2 separate regions of the Homo sapiens genome follow, and region 2 is linked to region 1. The links are chromatin loops, found by intact Hi-C in ENCODE. Cell type or tissue: endothelial cell of umbilical vein. All regions are shown on one strand. Each heading gives the region's core, and the rest is flanking DNA. Links, peaks and the distances in the headings are about the cores only. Region 1 holds the start of LOC124909349 (a long non-coding RNA gene). Region 2 has its middle 90 kb from the start of GALNT15.

Region 1 (16,092 bases), core at 4,000-11,999:
GGTGCTAGAGTTTAGAGCCTGGGGTCCTGATCTGGGGACTCGTGAGAATTCTTCAGTTCCAAGCCACTGCCCTTAAGTGGATCTCCTAATTTGTGAGTCCCAGTCTGTTTCATCCTACCAGCCATGACTCCTTGACTTAGAGCAAACCATAGGGCTCCTGTAACCATTAAGAATGTGTTTTCTTGGCTGGGGCCAGGAGGGCTGGGCTGTTCTGGGCTGTGACCTCATTGTTTACCATCATTTAAAAAGATCTTCTGCCTCCCTTCTGTAGGCTGGATCAGAGCCAGAGACAGCAGGGTGGATGTGTGAAATAAACTCCAGCCAGCGTTACTATAATCTTGAACACCAAAACAATGGGTCACACGCCTACAGCTCCTGACTTCTTGGCAGCTTGGTGGGGCCTGAGCGCTTCCACTTTACCGTTTGAGATGGAGAGGCACTAGAAACAACTAATCTGTGAACATTTACAGTGTAAAATCCAAGTAGTTAGGGAGGAGATGAATTGATGAGCACTCAAATCTTAGCCCTCTGGGAAAGACTAGAAAATATCTTTAGCTTGACATTTAAATCTCTGATATGATCCAGATGCTGTCAATTTACCAAACACCTCTCCCCAAACTCGCAGAGCACCTGGAAGGGGAAGGGTGAGGTGTTGTAGGAAATGCAGTCTCAGGAGGACAAGGAGGGCAACGGTCCCTGAGCTGCGTGGGCTGGGCTTTACTCCTTGAATGTTCTTTGTACTGTGTGCCAATTTGCAAGGGTGGGACTGTCTCTAAAGGGGGCTTTTGAAAATCATGTACTCTCCTGGAAACATGAGATGGTCCCTGAAAGAGGCAATGTGCAAGGCTGGAGAAAACTTGCTAATAAGCAAGGTGTTCATCGGTCCAGAATGTAGGCATTCCCTGACTCGAGAGAGGAGGCAAGGCTGAGTTCCCCTACACAGAGTTCCCATTGCCCACGGGAGCCTTCAGTTAGGCCTCATGTTCAATTATGGGTTCAGAAGGCCGTATATTCAGATGGTTTGGGGCATAGAATGCATCAGGAGGGTACCTTGAATATATGAAGTAGGTTGGAAGTAGAGTAGGACTGGAGGAAATCCCTGGTAAGCTTGTCTGAGGAGGCTAGAATTGAAGTTTATGCGCCTGATTCTGGGTTGGTCAGAGTTGTGAGTGGGATTGGATCCCAGTCCAAACTCTGCCACTCATTCCCTATGTGGATCCTGGACAAGTCCCTTCAGCTTATTTATTCATCAAATGAAAGGGCTGCATTGGATGTTCACCCAGATAATTTTCAGCACTAGGATTCTATGATGGAAAGTGGGCATACAGTTCATGGACTGAGTTGTAAATGTTGCTTATAATATGGAGGGTTTGCCTTAGCCATTTGTACAGAACCTCTGAATAGTCATGCAGCTGGAAGAAAGTGAAGACATCTTGAACACCCTACATAGCCTCCTTGCTTTCTGAACAATAGAGCTCTTGGAATAACCAAGTTCCTGGCATCTGCAAATAAAACTCCATGGAGAATCAAGTCATCAGTCACAAAGAGCTGTAACTTCAGGCATTTAAGACTATCCTGCATTCCGGTTAAAAATGCCCATGCTCTTGGTTCAGAATATTGATTTAAGTTTTAAATTACATTTGCATATTGATATCAAAAGCCCTTCTCATAACCCTGAAAATAAATCAAATAAATTAATTGGAACAACTATGGCAACACTCCACCCCAGCAGTGAAATCACTCTCCTAGAGTCCTGAGTTGAGCTTGTAACCCGGTAGAGAGAATCATAGCCTTGACTGGGGAGGATGGTGTGCTGTTGAAGGCAAGTGTCTACCACAGCTGTGTGAAGAGGCCAGAAGACAGTGTCAGAGAGAAGGCTGAAAGGCACTTCCTGGGTTGGGCATTAGTACTTTTTCTGCATGAGTCAGGGAGAAAAGCATTGCAACCTGAGGAGGTAGCTTTGCATCAAAAACCAGAAGCTCTGCCTCTTCCTAATAATAGCATTACCATTTGCATTTTATTTGTTTATTTATTATTCCCTTCTTCACTTCTGAAAGGATTTGTGGCAGCTGGTGTATACATTCAATTCAATCAGACAAAATAAATAGCTAAGTACATGGGGTTGAAGGGAAAGTAGGCTCAGGAAGTAAGATAAAAACAGAAATGAAGTTAGCAAAGTAAGTATAAATCTGTACAATTCCTAGAAGTGAGCTACAAATTGACTCTGAGCTTCCTAGCAGCCAGTGTAAAGGAAGGAACATGGTTAGTCATCAGACTCACAGTATCCACAGTGCAAGAATATTCCAATTGGACAGTCAATAGAGCCTCCTGATCATTGTCTGTGAAACCAGGAGCTTTCAGAGTTTTAGTCTTTAAATGGCAAGAACCTGGAGAGAAAATATTTAAATTGATCATCAAAAGCAGTGCCAAATGCTTTGATAATCAAGAAAATAGAACAGGGCTGATATTCTTTTGGGTCTTAAAATACCTGCTTATGCCATGGTGCATGTCCATAATTCCGATTACTTGAAAGGCCAAGATGGGAAACTCACTTGAGGCCAGGAATTCCAGACCAGCCTGGGCAATATAATGAGACCCTGTCCCTCCAAAAAAAAAATTGCAAAGCAAACATGCTTAATCTAGGATTTATGCCTGTGTATAAGCCCCCCCTCCACTCGCAGGGAGGTGGGCTGAAGGAGACCCTGGGCAGGGCCTGACTGACCTCAGAATGCTGTTTTGGACAAAGGTGCAGTAAAATGTCCACTGTTCTAGGCCCTAGAGCAGTGGGCCTTTAACCCTGGGTGTGTGTCAGAATGATTTAGGCATTTTGAACAACAACAAAGCTTGGCCTCCCAGGGTATTCTAATGTGCAGCCAGAGATGAGAAGCACTGCCTGGGGCATGGATGGGGTTTTCAGGTGGAAAAAACCCAAAGCAGCTGTTACCAATCACTAACTACAGTCACAGTTAGTAAGATGCCCTTGCTATACATGATGGTGACTGATGTAAGATCCTGGGGAATGCCCAGAAAAATGTACCTGGAGATGCTGAAGGAGTTGCACCTGCTGTATCCAATTGTTGGGTCTTAGCCAATTAACCTTAGGAGATGCCTGGCCACAGGAATGACTCCATCCTTTTCAGAAGGAGGCCTCCTATGGACATTTGCTATGACTGGTTTCTAGGGTGACGAGCCATCCTTTTTGACAGGCTTACCAGATCACAGGGCTTTCAGTGCTAAAATCAGGAAAGTCCCAGGCAAACTGAGATGAGTTGGTCATCCTCTTAGTTTTTGGTTTTTGGTTTTTTGTTTGTTTGTTTTTTTTTTTCAGGACAGGATCAGAGTGAAAAGGGGATGACTTGACCAATGAGAAACAGTCATGCCTGAGACACTCAGGGCTGGTTGGGATGCAGGGCGGGATTATAGTCCTCTGTGGAGGTTGACCCGGTCAGCTTGTGGTCTCCCATGTAGCTGAGCTGCCAAATTTGGGGTCTTCCTTCACTTCTGTTCCTATCTCCCTAAGACATTTCTGTATCCATTCCAGAGCCAAACAGGTACCAAGCCAGGGATCTGGAGCCTCTGGACCCTGGGAGAAAGTGAAGTTTCCCCAAACCCTGAAGATCTGCTTTGTTGGGTCCCCCAGGACTGCGGCTCTCCTTCCAAGTCAGGACGGGGTCAGCGCAAGACTCACTGCCTTTCTCTGCAGCCTTGGTCCTTAAAAATCAGGTGGGCATCCCTTGGGTTATAAATATTCAGATAATATAAGATCTCCACAGGCAGCTGGTGACCAGCTACCAGGACCAGTCTCATGGGGTGACCTTTGCCATTACATACAGGCCCTGGGGTCAGAAGGGCCCATGTCTTAATGCTTTGCCATCACTGCCTTGAAATCCTTAGTAATTTTTGAAAAAGGGGCCCACATTTTCATTTGACACTGAGCCCCGCAAATTGTGCAGCCTGTCCTGCCTGCCACCACAGCCCCAAAGCTACCCTTCTATCTCCATTCCACCCCAATACATTGACTTCTGCTGCCTTTGGCAGTGATGCCATTGCAGAAAAACCAGCAATAAAATAAAGAGGTTGTATCTCAGGGGCTTCCAAACCGCTTAATCACCTTTCCAAGAGGTGTAGCTCCCAAATCTGCATTTTAGGAGAAGTTCCTAGAGGAACATAGTGCAGATTAGTCTTGAATATTTTAGAGCAGAGGTCTACTTTAAATTTAAAAGAGAGAGAGAGAGAAGAAACTGAGAGGGGAACAGCTTGGAGTTCCTGACCCTGGAGGCAGAGCTTCAGGCCATGAGATTCTGCCTACGATACCCCCATTTGGCCCAGATTGTGGGGACTTTCCCCTTCATGTGTTTCACTGCCTGAAATTGAGAGAAAAGGATCTCCATTACCGTTTCTGAGTGCAGGGTCTTTGAGCCCTGGGCCTGCTCTCTGCCTTTTAGCCTCTGCCACCCCAAATGGCCAGGCCGGGTTCCTGGGAAGAACCTCCAGATCAGCTCTGGAGTCTCACCCCTTGCCTGCACCCCTCTCAGCTCTAGGGGCCTCTCTGCTGCACCCCTCTGTCCAGCCCCTCCAGCTGTTATGCCCATGTTTGCTTCTGATTTTGACTGACCTTGGCTGGTTGCTCTGGGATGAGTCCTCCAGGCACCCTTCCAGAAGACTCCAGAGAAAACAATTACCTGTCCCTTCCAGGGCCAAGCTGCTAGTCCATATGATGTCTTTGTGAGAGTTAGAAAACAGTGCCCCTAGGTAAGTCTCATTGGTAAAATGTACAGCAGTTTTGGCTTCAGGCTTGGCTGGATCTAGTGCTCAGCAGCACATTTTTCCATGCCAAGTCTTGTTTGGAAAGGCATGATGATCAGTACTCCTTCCCCCATCACAGGCAGCATGGTTTGGGTTGGCATGCTTTGCCTTCTTTCTGCAGGGTCTCTTGTCATCTGATGCAGTGGTGTGCTGGTAAATGTTTAACAATTAGTTCTCAGTGTTGGTAGAAGGGATGCTTTGACTTGTAGTGTGAGGGTTCAGTCAGGCTGGTGGGAAAAATTTTAGTTATAATAGCCACAGACCCTCTTGGAAGGCCTGAGAGTTTGCATAACTTTGGTAATAGATCTGGCTGAAGGCTGCCTAGTCCCTTTACCTTTAGTTAAATAGATTAAAGTAGATACAAAGGAATGTGGAGGAGTTTATCTTACTAGCTTGTTTACTCATGACTAACCGTTGATCTACTGCAGGTGCTTAATTGCTTTCTACTTGGGAGGTCTGCAATGTCAATTACCCTCTAGTGGTGTTGACTCAAGCCTTTGTCAATTAATCTTTACTGAATAAATGCCAGTCTCACTGGCTGGTGGGGGCTGCAGTCGCAACTGTTTACAGCACTCTCCTGGGAGTCTGTAAGCATTCCCCACACTCAGCTGGACTGACAAAGCAAAATATCTGTGTCGGTGCATGTTATTCCTCTGTCGCTGGGTCAGGGTCTGCAGGACAGCCCCCCACATCATAGCATTTGCCAATTTTTGTGATGTAAAACAGTGTGTCATTGTGGCCTATTTCAAGCTACCAGGACCATATCACTAAACAGGAAGAGATGTAGAGTAGGGCATCATTATATAGTATTTCCAGATTCTATAGATGTAAATAACCTCAGAACCATAGGTAATAGTAAAATGTGGTAAAATAATTAGGAAATGTATTTTGTGTATCCATTACCTTTGCTTTCATATAATTCATTTAATTATAAGTTCATATAATTTAATTTTTAATAATGGGCATGTTTAACAACTGGGTAGCAAGAAAATTTAACAACTGGCTCTCAAAAGTTAGTACCAACCAGCTCAACACATCACTGATTCTGGAACTGGGCTCAGTGATTAACAATGCTGTGATCAATTAACAATGTCTGCTAAGGACACAAGAGAAAAGTTTATGGCACACGTGCTACATGTTTGCCTTTTCTAGAATGTAGTGATTTTATAAAAGCAAACTTTTGGGGTTTTGTTTTGTTTGTTTTACTGCAAAGAGGCTGGTATCACCAAAGGAAATGGCACCTTTCTCCCTGGGAAGAAACGTGTAGCTCTTGCCCCAAATTTACAATGCTTCTGAGGTGGTGTCTGGCCACATCACATTGGCATTGCCAAAGTCCTGGAAAGAAAGGAGTGGGAAACACCTGGGGAAATTTTCTCATTTTTGTCCTAAGATGCTAACAACTCCATTAAGACTGCACAATACAGAAAAGTCAACTGCTGAAATGTGGGAGTAAATTGTTTTTCGGCTTCTTTTGCTTAGATGTAGGGAGTCCTCAAGGTCAGAATTGCACAGTTTAAAATCTCATTAACACTTTCTGCACTGGCTTTCCATTTCCTTTCTGTTTTTCCTGGTGGTATTTGCCAGCAGCTGAACCAACCCAGGGTCTGGCTGGCTCTCAAAGGGACCAGGCAACAGCTGCCTCAGTGGAAGCACGAAGGGGTTAATGTGGCTTCTCACGTGTCAAGAAGTCTCTTAATGAGCTGTTAGCATTTGATACAATCTGGCTCAGTGGCTGTGACTTAAGAATGTCCAGATATTATTATCTGTGGAGCTGAAAAAGGCTCCTTGAGAACTAGGGACCAAGGCTGCTGCTGTTTTCCCCGCTCTTGCTATACCTGTGATTACTGCCAGAATCTGTACACAGTGGGTGCTTCATAAATCTTCATCCCAAATTGATCAGTTAGGGAGGTATGAGTCACAGTGCAGAAAAAATTCTTGCCAACAGTGGTTTTTCAGTTCTTTATTGAGGTGTCATTCATAGATAGTAAAAGGCACACGTCTTAAGTGTACAGCTCAATGCTTTTTGCATACATGTGTAAATATCCATGTGACCATCACCCTATCAAGATGTAGGACATTTCCTTCCCCCTAGAAATTTCCCTTGCCAGTCACTAACCCTTCCCTTGATGTAACTACTTGCTGTGGACTATTTGTATCCCTCCAAAATTTACATGTTGAAACCCCATCCCCAATGTGATGGTATTTGGAAAAGGGGCCTTTGTGAGGTGATTAAGTTTAGATGAGGCCATGAAGATGGAGCTTCCCAGGATGGGATTAGTGCCCTTAGTGGAAGAGAAAAGAAACCAGACCACATGTGCTCACGCTTGCATTCTCTCTCTCAACCTCTGTCTCTGTCATGTGAGGATTAAACAGGAAAATTGCCATCTGCAAACCAGAAAGAGAGCCCTTCCCAGACACTGGCTTTGCCAGTGCCTTGATCTTGCACTTCTCAGCCTCCAGAACTGTGAGAAATAAATGTTCATTGTTTAAGCCACTCAGTCTGTGGTATTTTTGTTATAGGAGCCCGAACTAAGACACCACTATTCTGATCGTAGTCTCTTGATGTTGCCATAATAAAATACCATAGTCTAGGAGGCTTTTACCAACATAAATTTAGTTTTCATAGTTCTGAACTCTAGGTCCAAGATCAAGGTTCTGGCCAGTCAAGTTTCTGGTGAGGGCTCTCTTCCTGGCCTGCAGGTGGCTACCTTCTCCCTTTGTCCTCTCATGGCTCTCCTTAGCACATGCTGGTGGAAAGGGAAAGAATGAGCTCTCAGGTGTCTTTTTTGTTGATGTTGTTGTTGTTGTTGTTGGAGATGGAGTCTCGCTCTGTCACCCAGGCTGGAGTGCAGTGGTGCAATCTTAGCTCACTGCAACCTCTACCTCCTGTGTTCAAGTGATTCTCCTTCCTCAGCCTCCCAAGTAGCTGGGATTACAGGCACACACCACCACGCCCAGCTAACTTTTGTATTTTTAGTAGAGACAGGGTTTCACCATGTTGGCCAGGATGGTCTCGATCTCTTGACCTTGTGATCCACCCGCCTCAGCCTCCCGAAGTGCTGGGATTATAGGTGTCAGCCACCGCACCCAGCCAGGTGATTCTTTTTATAAGCACGCAAATCGTATCAGGGCCTCATTTAACCTTAATTACTTCCTTGGAGGCCCCATTTCCAAATAAACTTCTACACAGGGGCTTAGGGCTTCAACATAGGAATTTGGGGAGGGATACACCAACATTCAGCCTATAATAGACCTCTGTCATACAGATGAGTATTGCTGGTTCTAGAGCTTCGTACAAACAAAATCATGTAGTATGTACTCTTTTGTGTCTGGCTTCTTTTCTTCAATGTAATCTTTTTGAGGTTCATTCATGTTGTTGCATGTCAGTGGTTCATTCCTTTTTATTACTGAGTAGCATTTCATTATACAAACAAACCGCAATTTGTCTATCCATTCTTCTGTTGATGAATATTTGGGTTGTTTCCACTTTGCCAACAGGTATTTATTCTATACAGGGCACTATGTTAGCTGCTAGGCTATAAAGAAATGTCACCCATGTCCCTGCCCATCAGGAGCTTATGCTTGGGATCTGTGCTTAGAAAATAGCCAAGGATACACCAATGTATAAAACAACATATGACTCTGACTCACTGAACAGAGACTGAGTCGGGTAATCAGAAGGAAGCAGTTTCTTAAGGAATACCAGTAAAGTCTGTTTGTAAATACACACACTTAAATGAGCCAGCTTAAGAACGCTAGCTGCCAGAGAAACAAAAGCAACTCCAAGTGAGGTCGGAGCTGGCAGGTACTTGGTCCTGCTGCATGGATACCTCCGGGAAACCTCATAAATGCTTCATTTCCTGTGTTCTGGGCCAAAGAACTTCATGAAGTGGGAGCAGGGTGAAAACATTCCCCTTGGAACAAAGCTGGCTCCTGATTTGTTTTTGTGGTTTTCTCCAAGAGGGCAGGGAGGGAAAGGTCTGTCCTCAAAAGGACAGCTAGGCCATGGTCAGGATGGTTTCACTGTGGTCAGGCGTGGATGCTCTGAGTAGAGGGAAGGCAAGGTGGACAAAGGGGTAAGGGCCCTGGGGTCCCAGTTTGGGGTCTAGTGGCTGAATAATGAGTTTCTCTGGCCCACAGGTGGATATGGGTAAGTCAGGTAGAATGTTTGGCACCAGGGGCAGGGCCATGAGGGCAGGGATGGGCGGCTGGAACTTGACAGCCCAAAAGGGTGCCTGAGAGCCCTCCCAGGGCTCTGTGGCAGAGCTGCTCATATCCCTGCCCATGGGTCTGAGAGTTGGGGTTTTGTGTGTCCTCACAAACCTTTGGAAGCCCACCCCTCAAGTTCTATCCTATCAAGCTCTATCTATGGTCACAGGACGTGGTCTTTCCTTGCCGTGATGATATTGGATGACAGAGTAGTAAGTGACCTCAGAGCTCCTAAGTTTTCAGAGGTGAGGGGTGATGGAATGGGGGAGTTCGGGGAGATTTCAGGACAGTTACTCAATGAAAGTTTCCAACCAGAATTTCATGACCATGTCAGTTATAACTATTCATGGAATATCAATATCACATGAATTTTCTGTTTCCTCTGGTTTTAAACTTTCTCTTTTACTTTTTTTTTTCACTGAAAAGACAAAAACTACATTAAATATAACTTGGAAAAAAAACCAATAAAGTTTCCTAATAGATATTTTCATGTTTGATTTCCCTCCAGTTCATATTTTACATATTGCTTTTTTCACAACACGTTAGCTTGAGCATTTGCCATGTTGCTGCAATAGTCTTTATGATAATTATGCTTATAGCTGTGTAATATTAACTGCTCATGTACCATAATTTTCTATTTTCTATTTCTGGCCATTTAAGTGTTCAGATTTTGCTCTTATGTATAACTCTGCCAACGAGTAATTCCTTTTTTTTTTTTTTTTTTTTTGAGATGGAGTCTCACTGTTTCACCCAGGCTGGAGTGCAACGGCGCGATCTCTGCTCACTGCAACCTCCACCTCCCGGGCTCAAGTGATTCTCCTGCCTCAGTCTCCCAAGTAGCTGGGATTACTGGCGCCCACCACCAAGCCCGGCTAATTTTTGTATCTTTAGTAGAGTCAGGGTTTCACCATGTTGGCCAGGCTGGTCTCGAACTCCTGGCCTCAAATGATCCACCCGCCTCGGCCTCCCAAAGTGCTGAGATTACAGGCGCGAGCCACCGCCCTCGGCCTGTAATTCCTCTTTTAAAAGAATTTTTACCCAAAGGTGCCACTCAGCACAGCCTTGACGGAGAGCCAGGTTTTCTCTGTTTGTGGGGCAGAAGGATGAAGAAGACTTGGACTTAGAACTACATCATTGTGGGTTCAAAGGGAAAGATAAATGGGTGTGCAGTGAGGGGAACTTCAAAAAGTCTAATTTCCAAAATGTTAAAAAAAAAAAGCATGATTTTCATACAAATACATAATGAGTACATGTCAAGGTTTTATTTTAACTCATTAATGGGAGAACCAAGTATATAAGAAAAACAGATGTAAATGTGGTTAGTAAAAGAAAAAACTGTAGAATAAGATCTCAAAGTTAGATACTAAGCTGATTGTTTTTCTTCAGAGCAGTAAAACTGTAAACTTTAGGATTATCTTCTCTACTAAACAGGAGACATTTTTATTTCTGTAGGACAAAAAATTATTTGCACTGTTATTGGATAAAAACTCTTTGTATCAGCTGGGCACGGTGGCTCACGCCTGTAATCCCAGCACTTTGGGAGTCCGAGGCGGTCGGATCACGAGGTCAGGAGATCGAGACCATCCTGGCTGACACAGTGAAACCCCGTCTCTACTAAAAATACAAAAAATTACTTGGGCGTGGTGGCGGGCGCCTGTGATCCCAGCTACTTGGGAGGCTGAGGCAGAAGAATGGTGTGAACCCCGGAGGTGGAGGTTGCAGTGAGCTGAGATCATGCCACCGCACTCCAGCCTGGGCGACAGAGCGAGACTCCGTCTCAAAAAAAAAAACAAAAAGAAAAACACCTCTTTGTATCTTAGTGCTTCTCAACAAACTAACAGCTAACCTTTGAGAACTGTGAGAACTGTAAAATCATGAATCGAGAATAAATAATAATTCTACTAGAAAGTCGCATGGCCCATGTGCAAGCTTGACAGTGAAGGTCATGCATCTTTTTGCCTTTTTCCCAACTTTTGGGTATTTTTTTTTTCTTGAAGACAGACCTGGAGAGGAGACTCCATGATGCTATTAACTGCCCATCCCCCATTCCCCACCCCCTCTACCCGGCAGGCATTTTAGTACAAGGTAGCACAGGGAGCATGTCCTCTTGGTCTGAAGCCGGGTAGGGGTACGCAGGGTCAGCAAGGACAAAAAGGAAGCTTGAACAATTAACGTCCTATCCCTGAGACGGCTGGAGAGAGAGGTCCTGGAGCCTATGAGAGGAACAGGAATGAAGCCCAGGATTTGACTAGAAGCCCAGACCACCCCTAACTCCCAAGGACTCTCACTGGGAAGGACCTGAAAGAGACTCCAGAAGTTCAGGTGGAATTTGTTTTACGAAGTTAAATGATTACTTCATTGTAGATTGGGGTTTTGCCTTAATATTTTTGCACTGTTAACAATATTGTTCACCTTAATCACCGTGAGCCTTTTGTCCCACGCACTCCTTAGCACCTCTGAACCTAGAAGTCTAACGGCCTGGCAGCCCCTCGGGCTTTGTGCTTTCACCTCTAGGCCTGGCTGAGGCATCTTTGCCTCCTCTTCTTGTTCCTGGGCAGACCCTGGCTCTTTGAGACAGAGCAGCAGGGGTAGAGAACTACAGTCCAACTTGCCCTGGTGCCCCCAGCACTTTCTAGGTTAGAAAACTGGAAGTTTCACATCCCAGGATCCCCACTCAATTCCAGGAAAACTGGAACCGTTAATGTCTCAGTCAGCTCAGGTTGCCGTAACAGAATACCATTAAACAGGACAGCATAAACAACAGAAATTTATTTTCTCACTGTTCTGGAGGCTGGCGGTCTAAGATCAAAGTGCCATCATGATTGGGTTCTTGTGAGGTCTCTCCTCCTGGTGTGTAAACAGATGCCTTCTTCTTGTGTCCTCACGTGCTAGACAGTGGGGTATGGGGGGGGAGGGAGAGAGAGAGAGAGAGAGAGAGAGATCTGGTATTTGGTGTGTCTCTTCTTATAAGGGCACTAATCCCATCATGAAGGCCTCACCCTTATGACCTCATCTAAACCTCCTCATCTTCCAAAGGCTCTGTCTCATAATACCATTACATCAGAGGTTAGGGCTTCAAGATATGTATTTTAGTTCAGTCCATAGCAGTTGGTCACCCTAAGTCTAGTCCCACTCTTGATCTGAGCAGCTGTTGGATGCTGCTGTTTTCAACCTGAGAAGTTTTTAAAACTATTTTCCTAGTCTTAACTCTATTGTTATATCTCTCTTAAATATCTTCTTAATTCATGAAGGCCAGACTATAGTCCAGGACCCATAAAAGTTTCCCATGTATTTCAGTCTGGAACAGAAATGAGTACAAGTTTTGTATTTTTGTTTTCTAGCAAGGAGACATTTGTGGAAGCTTCCAAGAAGACAAATGGAATGGAATAGGATGTTTACTTTCACGGATCAGAAATGAATCACGTTGCTTTCTTTCAGAGTTGTAGAGTCTTAGGAAAGAAACAACAGAAAGAAAATGTTTTGTAGAGGAGAGCTGTGAAAAGAACAGACTTCTGAGTGGAGTACCTGGGTCAGGAGATATGGATCGATTCTGTGATTGGGCTCCTGAAAAACAATAAACTTGCCATGCTTTTGTATACCTGGATGCGGTCTCCAAATGCTCTCTCTAGGCATTTATTCTGCTCCAGGGTCTTCAGAAGAACAGGTTAGTAGCTGGTCAAAGGGAAGGGAGGAAGAGGGGAATTGTGCTGGTGTGAAACGGTTTGATGGCTGAACTCCCCTTAGGGTTGTAGGCAAAAGCAGATCCCTGGATAATGGGGGTACCAAGCATAGCTCTGAAAATAAAATGTTATTGGCTCCAGTCTGAAACTGTCAATTTCCACTGAAACGGAATAAATTATTCAGAAAAGAGAAGCACCAAATATTATGCAGTCTGCCTTTGGGGAAAGAAAAAAACACCCACTTCTTATAAAAACACTTTTTTGGGATGAAGGATTTGATTTCAACTGATGAGTCATCACTGTGTGTGTGTTTTTTACCACTTAGCCAAAAAGTGAGATTTTTAAAAAGCATTTCTTGAAGCAAATTCTTCCATTGCTTGGGGTTCTCTCATCTAAGAGAGAAGGCATCCTAAGCACTTATATCCACAGTGCCAGCAGCTGTCCCAGCTTGCATGAAAGATATTGTTGGGCAAGATTTGTAGCTCTCAAGTTCCAGATTCATTATGAAAAGGCGACCTCAACATAACATTCATCATCTAAAAGCAAGAAACAGAAAATAAAGAAACAGAAAATAAAATTTAAAACCAATTTCAATGAGTAAAGCATATGTTTACAAATGGCATGATGAATGTCGGAAAGACAAAAGAATTTAAGAGAGCTTGTGCTCCCACTCGTGCGGGCATGGCAGTGGGGTGACCACACGTCTTGGTTTCCCAAGGACAGTCCTAGCTCATGCCTGAAAAGTGCCCACTTTGACTCTCAAAAGTGCCCACTTTGACTCTCAAAAGTATCTTGCTTTGGACAGTGAGTTATATGGTTACCCTAAGTGTTGTAGTTTTAAAACATGTCTGCAAATTCTTTGACACTCCTGTCATCAAAAAGTCGATGTCCCGGCTGGGCACAGTGGCTCACGCCTGTAATCCCAGCACTTTGGGAGGCCAAGGCAGGTGGATCACCTGAGGTCAGGAGTTCGAGACCAGCCTGGCCAACATGGTGAAACCCTGTTTCTACTAAAATATAAAATTAGCTGGGCCTGTTGGCTGAGTGCCTGTAATCCCAGCTACTCGGGAAGCTGAGGCAGGAGAATCACTTGAACGTGGGAGGTGGAGGTTGCAGTGAGCCAAGATCGTGCTATTGCACTCCAGCATGGGCAAAAAGCAAAACTCCATTTAAAAAAAAAATATCTATGTCCCTTCCCCTTAACAGTGGCCAGGCTTTTGTGATCACCTGAGTGAATAGCATGGGATAGCAGTGACGCTACCTGATTTCCAAGTCTAGGTTAGAAAAGGCCATGCAGCTTCTCCTGGTTTTTCTTGGGATACTTGCACTGGGAGTCATCTGCCACCCTCTAAGAAGTTTGACTACTCAGGAGCTGCTGTGCTGGAGGGACCACATGGAAAGACCAGAGAGTGAGAGAGTGGGAATAAGAGATGCATGCTCAGCAACAGCTGGTCTAGCTCCAGCTATTTGAGTGTTCCCAGTCCAGGTACCAAAGATGTGAGTGAGAAAGGCTTTGAGGTCACTCCAGGCCCAGCCACCACCTGACTACAGCAACATGAGAGGCCCCAAGTGAAAGGTGTCTGGCTGAATCCAGTCAACCTCCAGAACCATGAGAGAAAATAATAAAAATAAATGATGTTGTTCTTGTATGCCAGTTAAGTTTGAGATGGTTTGTTATGCAGGCAGAGGTAACCAAGAGACTAGGTGTAGGCTGGTTAAGCATGGCATTACCTGATGGTAGCTGGAGGGTCCCTACTAAGCACTTTCAAGTTGCTGCAACTTTTTTATTATGAACCTTTGCTCATTCGTTTTATTATAAATGTTGCAGCCGCATTGGCTTCCTTTCAGTTCTTCCTGTAGCCAAGCTCATTCTGTGCCAGGATCCACTGTCTGGAACATTTCTCTCCTCTCCCCTACTCCTTCCCTTTTTATCTGTCTTAGTCTTATTCGCCCTCCAGGTCCCAGCTTAAAAACACCTTCTTGATTCCTTCTGATAGGTTCTTAGCTTTCTCACAGACACTTGAGAGAAATTGTATTTTGAAAAAATCACCACAGCTATACTTTTATCATGCTATTCCAAAATTTTGCCATTCCCTTATCAAGAGGTGGTGTCTATTTCCCCTCCCTTTGAAATGGTGCAATACTTTCTGTTTGCAATATTGACTAGAATGGGGCAGAAGCAACGATGTGTGACTTTGAGTCTAGGTCATAAAGGAATGTGGTTTCTACCACTATCCTTCTCAGGATACACACCCTGGGAACTCAGCCACCATACTGTGGGGAAGCCCAGGCCACATGGAGAGGCCACGTGTATGTATTCCATCTGACAGCTCCAGCTGAGGTCCCAGCTGCCGGCCATCATTAACTGCCAGACAGGTGAGTGTGTTTTCCTTCAAATGATAGCAGTACCCTACTTCTGAGCCATGCTAGCTAATGCCAAGTAGAGCAGGAATGAGCTATCTCTGTTGACTGCTCAATACTATGCAATCTATTGTCATTGTTGTAAGACTAAGTTTTAGGATGGTTTGTTATGCAGTAATAGATCATCAGAGCACTACTGTGTTTTTATTTCTTAAAACTGCCCCAACTGTGATTATGTAAATATTATTAAAATGATACGCTCGATGTCTGTTTCTCCTTCTGAATTGTGAGACCCATGAGAGCTGGGACCCTGAATGCCTTGTCCACTGTTGTATGTCCAGCACATGACCATGTCTACTACAAAAGAGGAGCTTCAAAATAGAATTGTGGAATGGAAGTTGTTTTGATAGAGTTATACTCTTTGAGCTCAGGTTATACTGAGTTCCCTCCTCTACTGTAATTTTACTGAATAAAACCTGTCCCCCAATCTTTAATTTAGTGTCCGGTTCTGTTTCTCTTTGACAGCACCCAAGAGAAACTGTGACTTCAACTGTAGTAGAAAGCTTTGAAGAGAAGAGTGATGAAGTTCCATTTCAGAGGGTCCTGGTTTTGTCCTGCAATAAAGCAGGAGGTGGACATGAGGATGAATGACCCTTTCAAGGCCTTCTGGCAAATTTGTCAGGTCATTGGTAAAATATCTCTTCAGGAGCCTCGTGATTATAAGGAAAGGGTCAGGCAATGAACACAGTCCTCCAAGTGAATAGAGAAGTGCTTCTATGGTAAATAAGCACAAGCCTGATCCCGACTCTGCTTCTCCCTTGCTGGGCAACTTTAGATAAATTGCATAACCTCTTCCAAGGCTCAGTGCCCTCGTTCTGTATGAAGAAGGGGTTGTAGTAGACGCTGTTTGAGTTCCCTTCCAGCCCTGATATATTATGATTTCCAGGGCCCCCATATTTCTGAATTAACTGAAAACTCCCCTCTTGCTCACCACCCTTGATGGTTATGTTGAAATGCCTGTCATCTGTGTGTTAAG
Region 2 (16,092 bases), core at 3,144-11,143, 56 kb after region 1:
TTGCCTCATTTTTCCTCTCCCAATAAAGTACATAAGAATTTTTACCCACATAATGATGGGTAAAAATATGAAACTGAGGCAGATAGTTTGTAAAAGGAGATAGGGGCTCGAGGTGAGCCTTGTAGATGGGCCACCCTGGAGATGGAGATGGAATGAGAAAAAGGCAGGCAGCGGCAGGTGGAGCTGGAGGCAGGTCTGAAGGCAGACGGGTTGCGGTGTCATGTGGTCACCAGCCTGAGTGGAGTGGAGCTTGAGAGCAAAGAACCAGGACTGCTGGGCTCCCAGCTATTTTAATGGAAGGAGCGTCTAGGTGGCCTGAACTGCTTGAAAATCTGGATGTTGGCCTTCTGAACCCCCTCCCATATGGAACCAGTTACCATGGAAATTCAGCTACCATGTTCCTCCCTATACCCCAGAAGATTTTATTGCTGTCTGTCTGTTCCATGAGCTCTGCATTTCGGCAACTCCATATTACATTTTTCCTGCCCCAGAGTTGATCATAGCCAATGAGCATAACAATTGCTGGAGAGGAAAAGCTACTGTCTGTCCCTGTCTAACCAAGATTCCCTGCCCTATCTGTACCACCCAGCTGTCTCCTTCCCTACTCCTGCAGTCATTCTTCCAGGCAGCTGTGTCAGCCCCATCCCTGGAAGACAACTTTACCCTGCACTCTTTGAGAAAGCAGGGCCAGGCAGAGCCTGCTGTTATAACACCACCAGGTACTTCTAGAGAAGTGAGATGGTTATTTTATCTTCTAAATTTCTCAGCCCTTTCCTCTACCCAGCCCCATTCAGCCACTAGAATTCCAGACCAACCATCAGCAGGCCAACTCCCATCCAGCCATGGGAACCAGGGTGTCAGCAGCTTCCCAACGACCACCAGGTGAGTCCAAGCAGTATCGCTGCACACTCCCTGGCCTGGTGTTGGTGTGAGCCCTGGGCATCTGAGTGCCACCCTTGCCTCTGTGGGGCTTCCTCCAGCATTGAGCCTCCATCATGGGCCTCAGCCTCAGGTCCTGATCTCCACTCCAGCTCCCCCAAAACCCAACCATTTGTCTGGAGCCATCTGCCTAGTCCTTCCCTGTCTCCTCTTTACCCCTTCCACACTTCCTATCATTAGAATGCAGATATGAGGGTGTGCTACTCCCTAGATCTCAGATCAAAGAGAATGAAGAAAAGTATAAAGCCAGTCACTGAGAATGAAGTCACAGATTTAAAAGATGCTTTTCATTCAGGGAGGAATCATAGGGTTTTCCCCCACAGGGCAGCTTTTAATTTAAATTACTTCCAATCCATAGCAAGACTTGCCTGTATCCACGATCAGTCAGTTCCAGGATGGCCCGTGGCAAGGTCTGTGCAGCCAAAAGGTTGAACTGTCTTGGGAAGCCAAATGGACAGCTGAGAGCACTCAGGTGTGCCCTTAACCATGGGGAGGAACTGGCATGCTACCTCCTCGCCCCGAGAATTGGGGACAATTCCGAAGGATGGGCTATGTGAAGAGGCACATGGGTTCATCTGAAGGGTGGTGGTCTGGGCACAATTGGCAGAAACAGCCACTTGATTGGAAGACTTAAGATTTAGAGTCTGTTTCTGCTGATTTAAGTTGGTTTCTTCATGCATTTAGCAATTGACCCCTTCTTAGAATGCTCTGGAAAATGAAGTCTCTTATAGGATCTGCTGAGCATCTGGCTCAGATCCATAGCCTGTTGTTTACATGCTTTCTAGAATCAAATGAGAGTCTCCAGCAAAGGGCAATGACATTTGTGTAAAATGGCTTAGGTAAAATTCATTGACTCAGGCATACCCTTCTGTGGCATTTCTCCAGGTACAAGTTTTGGTTACTGTTTTTAAAGAATTCATTGTACCTGACTTTTTCATTATTAAGGGTAAAGAAGGAGAAAGTCAATGAGCCTAAAGACCTCAGCCTTGCCCTGGATCTGCAGGGATTTACACTCTTGGCATCTCAGTTTCTCTGTCCATAAAGATGATGTGAAATTACCTATCCAATAGGGATGTTCGGAAGGTCAAATGACAACCCTGGATGAAAGACCTTTATAAGCTGCAAGTTGCTAAAGATAAGTAAGATTATTAAAACCAGTTTCCCTCCTCTCAGATTCTCCCTCCTCCTTCCACACACACTAAACTCAGAATTTGCTGTTAAAGTTACAGAATATCAAACCCAGAAGTGTCTGATCATATTCCAGCAAATAAGTTTACATTTCATCCAAAAACCAAGCTATGATTAGACCAAGAGTTCAGGCTAAATGAGTCACAGATTTGGCAGGGTTTTCCTCTAGTGCTTTGACAAGAAAGTATGTATGGGGGCAGGGGTGTGTGTACATGAACACGTGTGTGTACTCTTAAATACCAGGGGTAACCACTCACTAGGTTCACTCTAGTTGATGGCATTTAAAAAATTGAAGGACTCTGCAAATGTGTCCCTTCAAGACATTCATTCAAGGAACATGCATACTGCACTCATCTTTGTACTCTGTTTCTTATGGACTCTCAACAAATAGCTGCTGGTGGAAGGCTCTGAGGGTGCTAAGATGGCCTTGGGCACTACTTCTGGACCCAGCTTGTTGTATCCTTGTGTTTCTATTGCACTTAGGGTTTCCATGACTTTATCTATTTTCCTTCATAAGCATTATTTTTGTTACTAAGTTGGCAGTAGTGCAGAGTCCCTCACAAAGCTGTCTGCCATAGTATACCTGCTGCTGCCCCGGAAAACCTCACTGTGGTTTGTGTCAGGTCTCTTCCCCTCACACTTCCAACATGAATCTTTTCACTGCAGGACAGAGCTCCCTGCCCCCAAGATAAATGGGCTGATTTGAGACAAGGAGGAAGAATTATAGAATCATAAAAATGTGCTTGGGATCTTGAATTAAAATTCCTCCACTTCTTCCTCTCTTGCTTATTAGGGAAAGATATTTTGGAAGAATGAACTTGGGTGGGAGGAGGGGAATGGCTGAGTAAGGAGAAGTGGGGCATGGCCTTGACTGCTCTGATCAGATGAATTTCCACCAGCTCTTCCTCTGGAACTCCAACTCTACTTCTGGTTAGCAACATGACCAGAAGATCCAGGCTGATGTGTCTAGTGGATATTGAGAGAGAGTCACGCCCTGGATGAAGTAACTTCAACACAGAGCCACAAATCCAATGCTCTCTGCTCATTTCTGATGCTTACCTTGATGGTGTCAGATTGGGAGGGGCAGAGGTCAAGGAATCAAATGACAATTTGGTGAAGTCCACAAAAAGGGCACAGCTGAACAATTTAAGAGAGCTATAACCCAAGGTGAGTTCGAGACATGATGTTTTCTAACAGTATTTGTGATCAAATGATTATTTTTTAATATATAAGTTATTACTGGCAGAGTTATTAGCAATCTTCCCCATCCACCCCCAAAAAGTTTGCCTCCATTTTTCAGACTATCAGATGTCTCAGTCTCTCAGATCAACTCTTATCCCTTCCGAGGCCACTTTCTCTCTTCTGCTCTGTGTGTACACCAACTCAATCTTCTATCCCTCTCTGCCCTCAAGTCCTTCCACTGAGCCCCTTGGAGCCCATGTTAAGCCATCACCAAAAGTTTCTGGAGCCCCGCCATCTTCTCTGAGCCTTCATGAAGGCTCTTGCCCTAACTCTGGAGCTTAAGTCTGCCCTGAAGACACCACCTCCCTTCAGCCCACCAAGTGGCACCTCTTTTGTTCTCTCACAGATGGTCTCCTTGCTTCCCATTGCTACTTCCAAGACATTTTCCAACATTCTCTCTTCAAAATCCCCAGCTACTCTGAAGTTCATGCTTCTGAACTAGACCACTCCAACTCATTTCTGGTCCTGTCCTCTAACAACCCTTAAGTGATCCCCTGAATCATGCAAGTTTCTGGCACCTGACTCCCTATTTTTCTCTTCACCCTGGCTCTGAAACCCTTCTTGGCAATGACTCACGCAACACTTGGCTCCTCTGTTCTTTCACTTCTTCACCTCCATTTCAGTTTCCTTCCAATGCCCCCCAGCTATCCTCACCATTGTCATTCTCCTGACCTTGTCACCACTAATAAAAGCACAATTCAGAAAACTTTCTGCTAACTCTACTCAGACAGCCCACTCCAACCCAATAAGCCTGCATCTTCACAGAGACCTTCAATCCAGAAGCCACTGTTTCCTTATCCATTAGCCCCCTTCAGTCCTAACCCTCCTTTTCCCCTCATCGTTCCATTCCCTGCCCAGCAATCTCCCCACCCCCTCACCCCTCTCTCTTTCTCTCATATGCTCACCTGATTCAATCTCAATTCAGATTAAGCCCAACCATCCACCCACTCCATACCTCCACCTGAGTAGCAGATTCCTGTTGGAGAAAAATGCATAACTGGTCTCACAAAAAATGCCAGCTGGTCTCACACTTAATTCATGATGACCACAAGTCTTAAGGGGGCCCTGCCTGGAGAGCCTGCTACACTGCCAGGGCATGCCCCACCACTCCTCAATGCAACCATTGCGAGCTTTCTTTTCTGTCCTCAAACTGCCCACATCCCTTCCTCTTGCTTCGCTCCCAGATGAGTATCTTGCCTGATATTTTACTGAGAAAATAGAAAAAGCAATCAGACAGAAACTCTTCCATCTTTCCACCACCAAATCTCCCAATTTGTCTGCATCTGTCTCTTCCACGTTCCCTCCATTAAAATGATGAAGTATTGCTGTTCCCATATACAGCCAATACCTCCCCCTCACCTTCTCAAGGTAGTCACCACTGCAATTATTTCTTATCCTTAACACTTTGGACAATCTTAACATCAAACTCATACACTCCAGTGTTCCCAGGAAAACTTCTTTATTTCATCGTCTTTGGGCAAGGCCAGTACTAGGCTGGAGCAAGAGAGGTACCGCGGGCACCTGTAAGTGGTCCTGGAACTTCAAGACCTCACCGCCTCTCATGCTTTCCCCCATTCATGGCCTTGTCTCTGGATTCTTCAGAAAAAAACTCCTCAAAAGACTCGTCTTCAGTTCTTCTTGCTATTTCCCAGTCCCTTTTCACATCTTTTCCCAAGACCGTGGCAAACGCCCATCTCCTTTATAACATTCATCACAATGATAATTAAATAGTTGTGTAATCATTTGTTTGATGTCCATCTTTGCTACCAAAATATAAGCTCCCAAGAACAGAGGACAGATCTACAAGGTCCCTGCCATAGCGCCTCTCTGTTCCTCAGTTTTCCTATCTGCAGCATAAGGATAATAATGTACCCAATAAATATTAGTTTTTATGATATGATATCCCTAGCATCTAGCAAGTTCCCAGGCAATCCATCAATAATTGTTGAATGAATCAATAAGTGAAAGAATAATTCCAGGACTGACATATGGAGGAAGATCAACAGGGTTGAATACTTTTCTGCCATAAAGTATAGTATGGTGTGAAAAAGTGGCAGTAAAATGGCCTAAGGATGCAAGGCTCCCTGCCATGTTTTGGTGGCAATGAAATGTACTCCATATCTTCCTTTCCCATGTTTTTGGTACCTTCATTCTGGCACCTAAGGTGCCTATCATCAAGTCAGGTCCAACCTGCCCTTTGCTTACCAGCCCAAGAGAGACTGATGGTGAAATCTTTGGGAAAACCAAATCATTAGTGCAGTTTCCACTGGCACACTGGGAAGGGCTTGCCACAGGTCTATAGGGAAACATAAAGGCAGAGAGACTGTCCTGCTGTTGCCACAACAGAGGGGTTACTAAGGAAACAGCCCCTGCCCCCTCCTGCCTCCTGGCTCCTCGGGACCTTCTCAATTCTCCCAGGGCCAACAAGACTTGGGAAGGTCCCTAGAACTCTGTCCCCACTGTCTCCTTCCTCTCCTTGAGAGGGAGAAGGAGGCACCAAGTGCTCACAGGAAGAAGAGACCCATGGAGGCCTTGCAGAAAGCCTCCAACACTCCGGGTCCCTCCTGGCCGTCTGCTTTCAGAGGCCTTGGGGTTCAGAGCCAATCCCTTCCTGCACCTTCCCCTCTCCATGTTCCTCCTCATAAAATCATTGGCAGGCACGACCATCAGAAAATGCTGAGGTGCAGGCGTTTGCATAGCCCTGCAGGGACTATTACAGCTTCCCCTGGCGTTTTCCCGGAGGATAATGATAGGTACAACTTGCTTGTAGTACCAGAAAGCAAGTGGCATTTAGAGGCAACTCCTTGGTCTCTGGCTGCGATTTTTCTTAGCTTGGCGGCCTGGATTACAGGGCTTGCAGGAGTCGGTTCAACATCACCCTCAGGTCCTGTGGCTGCATCTGCAAGAGCTCTTTCCTTTTATTGCTCCCCATCACCCACTGTTTCCCAATATAATTTGCAACTTGCTTCAGGTTTCCTTTGGGGTCAGGCTGTCTAATATTTGGTTTCACCCCAAAGGTGCTATGGCCATCCCTGTTGCCCTGCCTTGAAGCGTGAACCAAACCCACACGGCTGCTAACCTGGGAGTGGGCGAAACAGCCCCATGTTTCCCAGTTTTCTAAAACTGGCCCATTGTGTGTCTCGCTCTACCCATCAGCCCTTGCTTCGAGATGAACTGGCTCCAAGCCACCAGACTTGGCAGACGCCTCCTTTTCTCAGCTCTCAGAGGAAGACCTGTGGCTTTGTTATGAGAGAGAAGCTCTTTTAACAAAATATGTTGCAAAAAGAAAGCTCTTTAAATATTTGTTTTAAAATAAAATTCATAGAAAAACATACTTTTTCCAAACCAGCCTTTCCTCTGTATTATTCTGGAGGGACAATCCCAGATCAAAAGGAATAGGAGCTTTTTATTGGGAACAGTTCCTGAATGACTTGATTTCAGTCACAGAAATATCCGCTTTATTTTTTTGGTCAGAAATTCAGTGTTGGCTTTAACAGGACATTGAAAACTCACATTAATAGTGATAGCTCCTTGTCTTTCTGTGTGTTTCCTTTCTAAGGGGCCCCTGCAAGCACACCAGGTCTTTGGACAAATGAAATCAATTATTGCTCCAGCACCATGGCTAGGTTAAAAACGTCCTTGTTGCAAAACAATTCTGGACGTGGGAACAGGCAAAGATTACATGACGAAGACACCAAAAGTAATTGCAACAAAAGCAAAGATTGACAAATGAGATCTAATTAAGCCAAAGAGCTTCTGCACAGCAAAAGAAAGGATTAAGAGTGAAAGACAACCTACAGAATGGGAGAACATTTTTGCAAACTAGGCATCTGACAAAGGTCTAATATCCAGCATTTATAAGGAACTTTAAGTGTACAAGAAAAAAAAACTCATTAAAAAGTGGGCAAAGGACATGAATAGATACATTTAAAAAGAAGACATACATGTGGCCAGCAATCACATGAAAAAATGCTCAACATGACTGATCATTGGAGAAATGTAAATCAAAACAACAATGAGATACCATCTCATACCAGTCAGAATGGCTATTATTAAAATGTTAAAAAATAACAGGTGCTGGCGAGGTTGTGGAGAAAAAGAAACGCTTATACACTGTTGGTGGGAGTATAAATAGTTCAGCCATGTGGAAGACAATGTGGCAATTCCTCAAAGACCTAAAAACGGAAATACCACTTGACTCAGCAATTCCATTACTAGGTATATACTCAAAGGGATATAAATCATTCTGTCATAAAGAAACATGCATGCTTATGTTCATTGTAGCACACTATTCACAATAGCAAAGACATAAAATCAACCTAAATGCCCATCAACGGTAGACAGACAAAAAAAGTGTGGTACATATATATACCATGGAATACTATGCAGCCATAAAAAAACCACAAGATTATGTCCTTTGCAGGAACATGGATGGAGCTGGAGGTCATTATCCTTAGCAAACTAATGCAGGAACAGAAAACCAAATACCACATGTTCTCACTTATAACTGGGAGCTAAATGAGGAGAACACATGGACACATAGAGGAGAAAAATACACACTGGGGCCTATCAAAGGGTGAAGGGTGGGAGGAGGGAGAAGTTCAGGAAAAATAACTAATGGGTACTAAGCTGAATACCTGGGTGACAAAATAATCTGTACAACAAACCCCACAACACAAGTTTACCTATATAACCAACCTGCATATGTACCCCTGAACTTAAAAGTTAATTTAAAAAAAAAAAAAAAGAGGCCAGGTGTGGTGCCTCACGCCTATAATCCCAACAATTTGGGAGGCCAAGGTGGGTGGATCACTTGAGCCCAGGAGTTCGAGACCAGCCTGGGCAACATGATGAAACCCCATCTCTACTAAAAAATTACAAAAAAGTATCCAGGTGTGGTGGTGTGTGCCTGTGGTTCCAGCTACTCAGGATTCTGAGGTGCGAGACCTGATCACAGGAAGTTGAGGCTGCAGTGAGCTGAGATCATGCCACTGCACTCCAGCTTAGGTGGCAAGAGTGAGACCATGTCTCAAAAAAAAAAAAAGAAAGAAGAAGAGAAAGAAAAAGAAAAAGAAGATGTCCTTGTTAGGCATTTCAATCTGTGATCAACTGAATTGTAACAATGAGGTGAGCCACGATAAGCATGTGTATGGCCGTTCCTTACACACACTCATTACTTACACACTTGTCAGCTGTGAGAGCTTCCCCTCTCTGAGTTTTGGCCTCTTCAAATTTATAGTAGGAATAATATTGCTTCCCTCACACCATTTTTGCTAAGAATTACACTGGGATCATTTATGTGAAGCACTTAGCATGGTGCCTAGCACATAGCAAATGGGAGTTACAGCCAGAGATACAAAACAGATTCTGTTATGCAGGTTCAATCTGGGGGTGCTGAGGGAGGTTGATAAGGCACAAGACTCCTTACAACATAGTTGTCCATTAGTTTCATCCTGCCTGGGCCCCCTATCTTTAATACCTGAAGAGGTTCACTCACTAGGGACTTTATTAGGACAAGTATGGGTTTGACAAGGGATGTCTGAGTCCATAAAATAGAATGAAAACTGTATATAGTTGATTGTAGTGAACCAAAAATTGGGTAGTGAAGTAGCAATCAGGGATTTTTTCCCCTTCTTCTTTAGCAAAAGAAGCTGTCAAGTCACAATTGAGCACATCTTCAGGGCAACTCCTTGCTAGGAAGATGTAAGCTTGGGAAGGCCCTGCCATGGGGAAAAATACCTTTTATTTGACTAGGGAAGTTGTTTCTCCTGTGGCATGCAAAGGTCTGAGGAAGATCTGCATAAGTTATAAAAGAATCCCAGGGATCTCCTAGAAGAGAAAGGATTGATTGGGTTTCACCACTACCAACCATGGCCAACATCAGCCCCAACCATCATCACCACCAAAACTACCACCTCCACCACACCATCTCACCACCAGCCATGATCAGCACCACCACCACCACCACCTCCACTTCCATCACACAACCTACCGCCAACACTTCCGCCACCATTGCCATACCATATAGTGTTCCTACTATCACCACTGCATCACCACTAATCACCACCACCATCTTCACTCCCCTCCACCACAATCATACCACCTACCATCACCACCACCACCATCACCACCTTCATCACACAGCTCATCATTGCCAGAACCACCATCACATCACTCTAACACCATCATCAGTACTAACACCATCAGCCAGGTTAAGTGGCTCATGCTTGTAATCCCAGCATTTGGGAGGCTGAGGCAGGGGGATCATTTGAGTCCAGGAGTTGGAGGCTACAGCAAGCTATGATTGTGACACTGCACTTCAACCTGGGCAACAGAGCAAGACCTTGTCTCTAAAAAAATATATACATATATTACCACGATCACTAACAACACCACCCACCACTGCTGCCATTGCCACCATCACTCTCAACAGCAACATCACACCGATATGGTTTGGCTATGTCCCCACCCAAATCTCACCTCGAATTGTAATAATCCCCATGTGTCAAGGGCAGGGCCAGGTGAAGATAATTGAATAATGGGAGCAGTTTCTCCCATACTGTTCTCACCATGTAAGACGTGCCTTTGTATCTCCTTTGCCTTCCACCATGATTGTGAGGCCTCCCCAGCCATATGGAACTGTGAATCCATTAAATCTCTTTTCTTTATAAATTACCCAGTCTCAGATATGTCTTTATTAGAAGCATGAGATCAGACTAATACAGTAAATTGGTACTGGTAGAGTGGGGTACCCAAAAATGTGGAAGCAACTTTGGAACTGGGTAACTGGCAGAGGCTAGAACAGTTTGGAGGGCTCAGAAGAGGACAGGAAGATGTGGGAAAGTTTGGAACTTCCTAGAGACTTGTTGAATGGCTTTAACCAAAATGCTGACAATGAAGTCCAGGTTGAGGTGGTCTCAGATGAAGATGAGGAACTTGTTGGGAACTGGAGCAAAGGTGATTCTTGCTATGTTTTAGCAAAGAGACTGACAGCATTTTGCTTCTGCCCTAGAGATTTGTGGAACTTTGAACTTCAGAGAGACAATTTAGGGCATCTGGTGGGAGAAATTTCCAAGCAGTAAAAATGTTCAAGAGGTAACTTGGGTGCTGTTAAAGCATTCAGTTTTATGTATTCACAAAGATAAAATTTGGAATTGGAACTTATTTTTAAAAGGGAAGCAGAAATTAAAGTTCGAAAAATTGCAGACTGACAATGTGATACAAAGAGAAAAACCTTTTTTCTGATGAGAAATTGAAGCCAGTTGCAGAAATTTGCCTAATTACAGGGACCCAAATGTTAGGTGCCAAGACAATGGGGGAAATGTCTCCAGGGCATGTCAGAGACCTTCACAGCAGCCCCTCCCATCACAGGCCGGGAGGCCTAGGAGGAAAAAATGGTTTCATGGGCTGGGTCCAGGGCCCCCCTGCTCTGTGCAACTTAGAGACTTGGTGCCCTGCCTCCCAGCCGCTTCAGCCATGGCTAAAAGGGGCCAAGGTACAACTTGGGCTGTGGCTTCAGAGGGTGCAAGCCTCAAGCTGTGGCAGCTTCCACATGGTGCAGAGAAGTCAAGAATTAAGGTTTGGGAACCTCTGCCTAAATTTCAGAGGATGTATGCAAAGCCACAGGGGCAGAGCTGCCCAAGGCTGTAGGAGCACACCTCTTGCATCAGTGTGTCCTGGATGTGAGACATGAAGTCAAAGGAAATCATTTTGGAACTTTGAGGTTTCATGACTGCCCTATTGGATTTTGGACTTGCATGGGGCCTGTAGCCCTTGCTTTTGGCCATTTTCTCCCATTTGGAACATGTGTGTTTACCCAATGCCTGTTCCCCCATTGTATGTAGGAAGTAACTAACTTGCTTTTGATTTTACAGGCTCATAGGTGGAAGGGACTTGCCTTGACTCAGATAAGACTTTGGACTGTGGACTTTTGAGTTAATGCTGAAATGAGTTAGGACTTTGGGGGACTGCTGGGAAGGCATGATTGTTTTTGAAATGTGAGGACATGAGATTTGGGAAAGACGAGGGGTGGAATGATATGGTTTGGCTGTGTTCCCACCTAAATCTCACTTTGAATTGTAATAATCCCCACGTGTCAAGGGCAGGACCAGGTGGAGATAATTGAATCATGAAAGATTCAGTTTCTGGATTGAATGAAATCATTCATTCCCCCACACTGTTCTCATGGTAGCAAATAAGTCTCACAAGATCTGATGGTTTTATAAATGAGAGTTCTCTTGCACAAGCTCTCTTGCCTGCCACCATGTAAGACATGCCTTTGCTTCTCCTTTGCCTTCTGAGATGATTGTGAGGCCTCTCCAGCCATGTGGAACTGTGAGTCCACTAAACCTCTTTCCTTTATAAATTGCCCAGTCTCAGGTATGTCTTTATTAGCAGCATGAGAACAAACTAATACAACCACTAACAACAGCATCACCCTCCCCACCTCTATTCACAACATGTCACCACCACCATTTCCTCCCCACCTTCACCATCACTCCATCCCACAAAATGTAGAGTGTAAGTCTAGAAAAGGGGATGTTGGCTTCAGCCAAGATAAAACTTTATTGGATATTGATTTTGAAATTCAATCATTTCTGACCATAAACACCTTCTTGTTCACCCCCAGTGAGGCCAGCTTGGGAACTGGTCATGACTAGGATGACTATATGTCCCTATTTGCCCGAGAGAGAAGTTGTTTACACTCATTGTCCTGGCATAATTATCATTATTTTATAACTATATTGATATTGTGGTTGAGGTATAACTTAACATCAGTAAAGTATATACCTTTTAAGAGTACAGCACAACGATTTTTTAAATATGTACACACTCATGTAACTATTCTCCAGATCAAGATATAGAACACTTCAGCACATGCCTTCTTCAGCATAATTATTAACAGCATCACTTTTCACTCTCAAAAGTTCTTGATTTAGGCTGGGCACAGTGGCTCACACCTGTAATCCCAGCACTTTGGAAGGCCTAGGTGGGTGGATCACAAGGTCAGAAGTTCAAGACCATCCTGGCCAACGTGGTGAAACCCCATCTCTACTAAAAACACAAAAATTAGCCGGGTATGGTGGCGCATGTCTGTAATCCCAGCTACTTGGGAGGCTAAGGCAGGAGAATCACTTGAACCCAGGAGGCGTTGCAATGAGCCAAGATTGCGCCACTGCACTCCAGTCTGGGCAACAGAGCAAGACTCCGTCTCGAATAAAAAAACAAACAAACAAACAAAACAGTAAAAGAAAAAAAAGTATCTTGATTTGAATGATCAAGATGATAAAGAGTTACTTTAGTCATCCTAATAAAATCTTTCCATGGTTTCTCCTTGACCCACCTGAAGAAGGGTGGATTTCATTGCCCATTAACATTATACAGTCCTGTGGTCTTTGAGTAATATTTTATACTTGGCGGAGAATCAAAGTAAATATATTGCAGCTGTTTGGAAACCAGGGAGGGTTTTAAATTACATCAGCTTGACTTGATGGGCTCTAAGGATATGTGGACTCGGGAAGGTGGAAATTATTAGAACAAGCACCTTCATGGAAATTACCATTAACTCAAAGTGTCTGAACTTCCCTTTACCCCATCTCCACCACTCCAACCTTCCCCTGCCAAACTTTCCTTTCATTAAAGGAATGAGTCATTCCCAATGGGAATCATATAGGAACTGTTGGGGAAAGTATGAGATGTGGAGTGGTTCAGGCTTGGTCTTGCAACTTAATTTTATCATTTGCTAGCTCCATGTCTTTGGGTAAGTTAGTTAACTTCTCTGGGTCTCAGTTTCCTAATTTATAAAAGGGATAGCATGACCTACTTTGAAGAGTTGAGGTCAGGATTAGATATAATAAGGTACCTGGCACATGGGTATCAAATATATGACAACTAATATTTAAGCCAGATCTAAGGATCAAAATGAAAGCAAGGTATGGCAAATTAGATTTTCCAAATATGGCCACAGCAATGTTTCAAATCCTACCCATTCTTCCAGACATTGCTATTCCCCATCAAGAGGCAGAGTCTATCTTCCCTCCCCTTAAACTTGGGGAGAACTTTGTGACTGCCTCAATGAATAAAATGTGGCAGAATCAATGCTCCAGAATTCTGAGGACAGCTGAAAAAAGACAACCTACCTGTGCTTGACTCTCTCTTTTTTCTCTCAAGATGTCCATAGTGGGAATCCAGCCACCACGCTTGTAAGAAAGCCCAACTAGCTCACATAGAAAGATATATCCAAAGGCCCATGTGAAGGGGAAGTGAGACCCCCAACCAATGCCATTATTAATCATCAGACTTGTGAGTGAATAAGCTTTCAGATGATCTCAACCCTCAGCTGTTGAGTCTTTCAATGAGACCCCAGAAATTAGAAAAAATAATACAAACCATCCCTATCAGTTTGAATTATTGGTCCACACATCTATGAGCATAATACATGGTTATTTAAACTAAGTTTGCAGTTAATTTGCTTTGTAGCCATAGGGACTGGAATTCAAAGTAATCAGGGTTTCATGGATGGGGCTGATGTTCCATACATCTGAAACAGGCAGGGTAAATGTGAGCACAGCCCTTTGCTGTGGTCCATCCAAAACTTAAAACAGTGTATGAATCAGGATGGGCTAGCTGGAGAGTTCATTATACAAATCTGTCCTGTTGCTTCTGATTGGAGCCCCATGTACATATTTATGCTCACAAAATGAATTGGCTCCATTTTTCAAACTCAGAATTGTCTCTTACATCTAAATTCCTAGAGCCCTGTCTGTTCTTTGAAACTGACCATTTACTAGCCTGGAAGAAATGGAACCATAACATGATACAACTAGTTTTTATTGCTGAAAGTGCCTCAAGTTATATAGGCAAATTGCCGCTACCTTCTTCAAACAGCAGTTGTACAAGCTCTAATCCTATTTCTTGATTTTCTGTGTCACAATGATGGAAACTTTGTCCAGTGCTAAGAGTGCATCTGGAGGAGAGAGTTGAGGAAAACTAGCAAGACCCCAAGTCACAGCCAAGGGCTGTGAAGAATATCAGACCAGAAGTTAAGGCAGCAGCAGGACCAGCTTTCCAGACTGGCACAAACCAGGAAAAATGGGTTCAAGGGGCAGATCATGCAGACAGAGCCCAGTCATGGCCTGGAGCCTGTCACACGGCCATGGTAAGGAAGTTAGTGTGATGGAGTGAGGAGAACATGAGCTTTAGGGCAAACAGACTGGGTTCAAATCTGGTTTTTCAACACACCAGCTGTATGACCTTGGGTAAGTTACTTAACCCCTCAATTTTGCCACTTGTAAAAATAGTACTGTGTCCGGAATTTATTCCTTCTGGTGGGTTCTTGGTCTCGCTGACTTCAAGAATGAAGCAGTGGACCTTCGCAGTGAGTGTTACAGCTCTTAAAGATGGTATGTCTGGAATTTGTTTCTTCAGATGTTCAGATATGTCTGGAGTTTCTTCTTTCCGGTGGGTTCGTGGTCTCGCTGACTTCAGGAGTGAAGCCGCAGACTTTCGCAGTGAGTGTTACAGCTCTTAAAGGTGGCATGTCTGGAGTTATTTGTTCCTCCAGGTGGGCTCGTGGTCTCGCTGACTTCAGGAATGAAGCCGCAGACCCTCACAGTGAGTGTTACAGCTCATAAAGGTAGCGCAGACCCAAAGAGTGAGCAGCAACAAGATTTATCATGAAGAGCGAAAGAACAAAGTTTCCACAGCATGGAAAGAGACCCGAGCAGGTTGCCGCTGCTGGCTGGGGTGGCCAGCTTTTATTCCCTTAATTGGCCCCACCCATGTCCTGCTGATTGGTCCATTTTACAGAGTGCTGATTGGTCCATTTTACAGAGTGCTGATTGGTGCATTTACAATCCTTTAGCTAGACACAGAGTGCTGATTGTTGCATTTTTACAGAGTGCTGATTGGTGCATTTACAATCCTTTAGCTAGACACAGAGTACCGATTGGTGTGTTTTTACAGAGTGCTGATTGGTGTATTTACAATCCTTTAGCTAGGCACAGAGCGCTAATTGGTGCATTTTCAATCCTCTAGCCAGACAGAAAAGTTCTCCAAGTCCCTGCTCGACCCAGGAAGTCCAGCTGGCTTCACCTCTCAGGACTACTTGTGGCAGAGGCAGCTAGTCATCCACCTAAGAGATGTGTCCCTTTTGAATAGTACTACTGTGGCTGAGAAGCAGCTGCCCAGGATCTCAGTTGCTCCATGTGACTAGGTGGACATATGTGGCCATGGAATATGAGCAGAGGTCATGTGTGTCACTATCAGATTAAGACGGCTAAGTATCCTGTGTGCTTTGCCCAGGCTATTATCCCCTTTCATGGTGACTTTACAGGCCATAAGTTGAAGACAGCGACATCACAGGACAGAATATGCCTGGACCCTTGTGTCCCCACTTGGAAGAAAGCCATCCAACCAGGAACAAGTATATTAGACTTTGTATGAGTAAGAAATAACCTTTTACTATGTTAAGACACTAAAAATTGGGGCTGTTTGTTACATCGGCTAACCCACCCTGACTCATATACTGCTTTAGAGAATTGTTATATGCATAATTGTAGATATAATTAGAATGGGTTGTTTACCATTTGTCTTCCCTATTTGACTGGATGCTCCTTAAGATCCTTTTGACCCAGCTGACCCTTATTGCCACTATAAACCCTATTGACCAGTCCCTTACATGCATCCGGTACACACAAAGTAGTGAGTAAATTTGAATTGGTT

What was found. Hi-C counts contacts between places; a loop is a spot of excess contacts. Peaks named below come from ENCODE experiments on the same cell type or tissue, not always from the same donor. Only the 100,000 strongest peaks of a DNase experiment are listed, where the experiment ranks them.
Region 2: a loop joins it to region 1, with 3 times the contacts of the local background. A loop is called at or near these places in 2 of 110 quality-filtered maps.

What each region holds. Positions count from the first base shown.
Region 1 is chr3:16,133,202-16,149,293 of GRCh38, reverse strand. LOC124909349 (a long non-coding RNA gene) reads right to left here and starts at 13,623. Exons shown (of 2, transcript XR_007095837.1): 1 at 12,615-13,623; 2 at 11,767-11,903. LOC124906216 (a long non-coding RNA gene) reads left to right here and starts at 12,362. Exons shown (of 3, transcript XR_007095835.1): 1 at 12,362-12,679; 2 at 14,940-15,071; 3 at 15,582-15,659. RefSeq lists an enhancer at 2,924-3,203. In endothelial cell of umbilical vein, for the core only: no CTCF peak of the experiment used is centred there; a DNase peak (open chromatin) is centred at 8,573; H3K27ac peaks cover 1,649 bases.
Region 2 is chr3:16,076,516-16,092,607 of GRCh38, reverse strand. No RefSeq gene overlaps it. Among named protein-coding and RNA genes, the nearest start is that of GALNT15, 90 kb to the left of the region's middle. In endothelial cell of umbilical vein, for the core only: no CTCF peak of the experiment used is centred there; DNase peaks (open chromatin) are centred at 6,567 and 7,537; H3K27ac peaks cover 1,551 bases.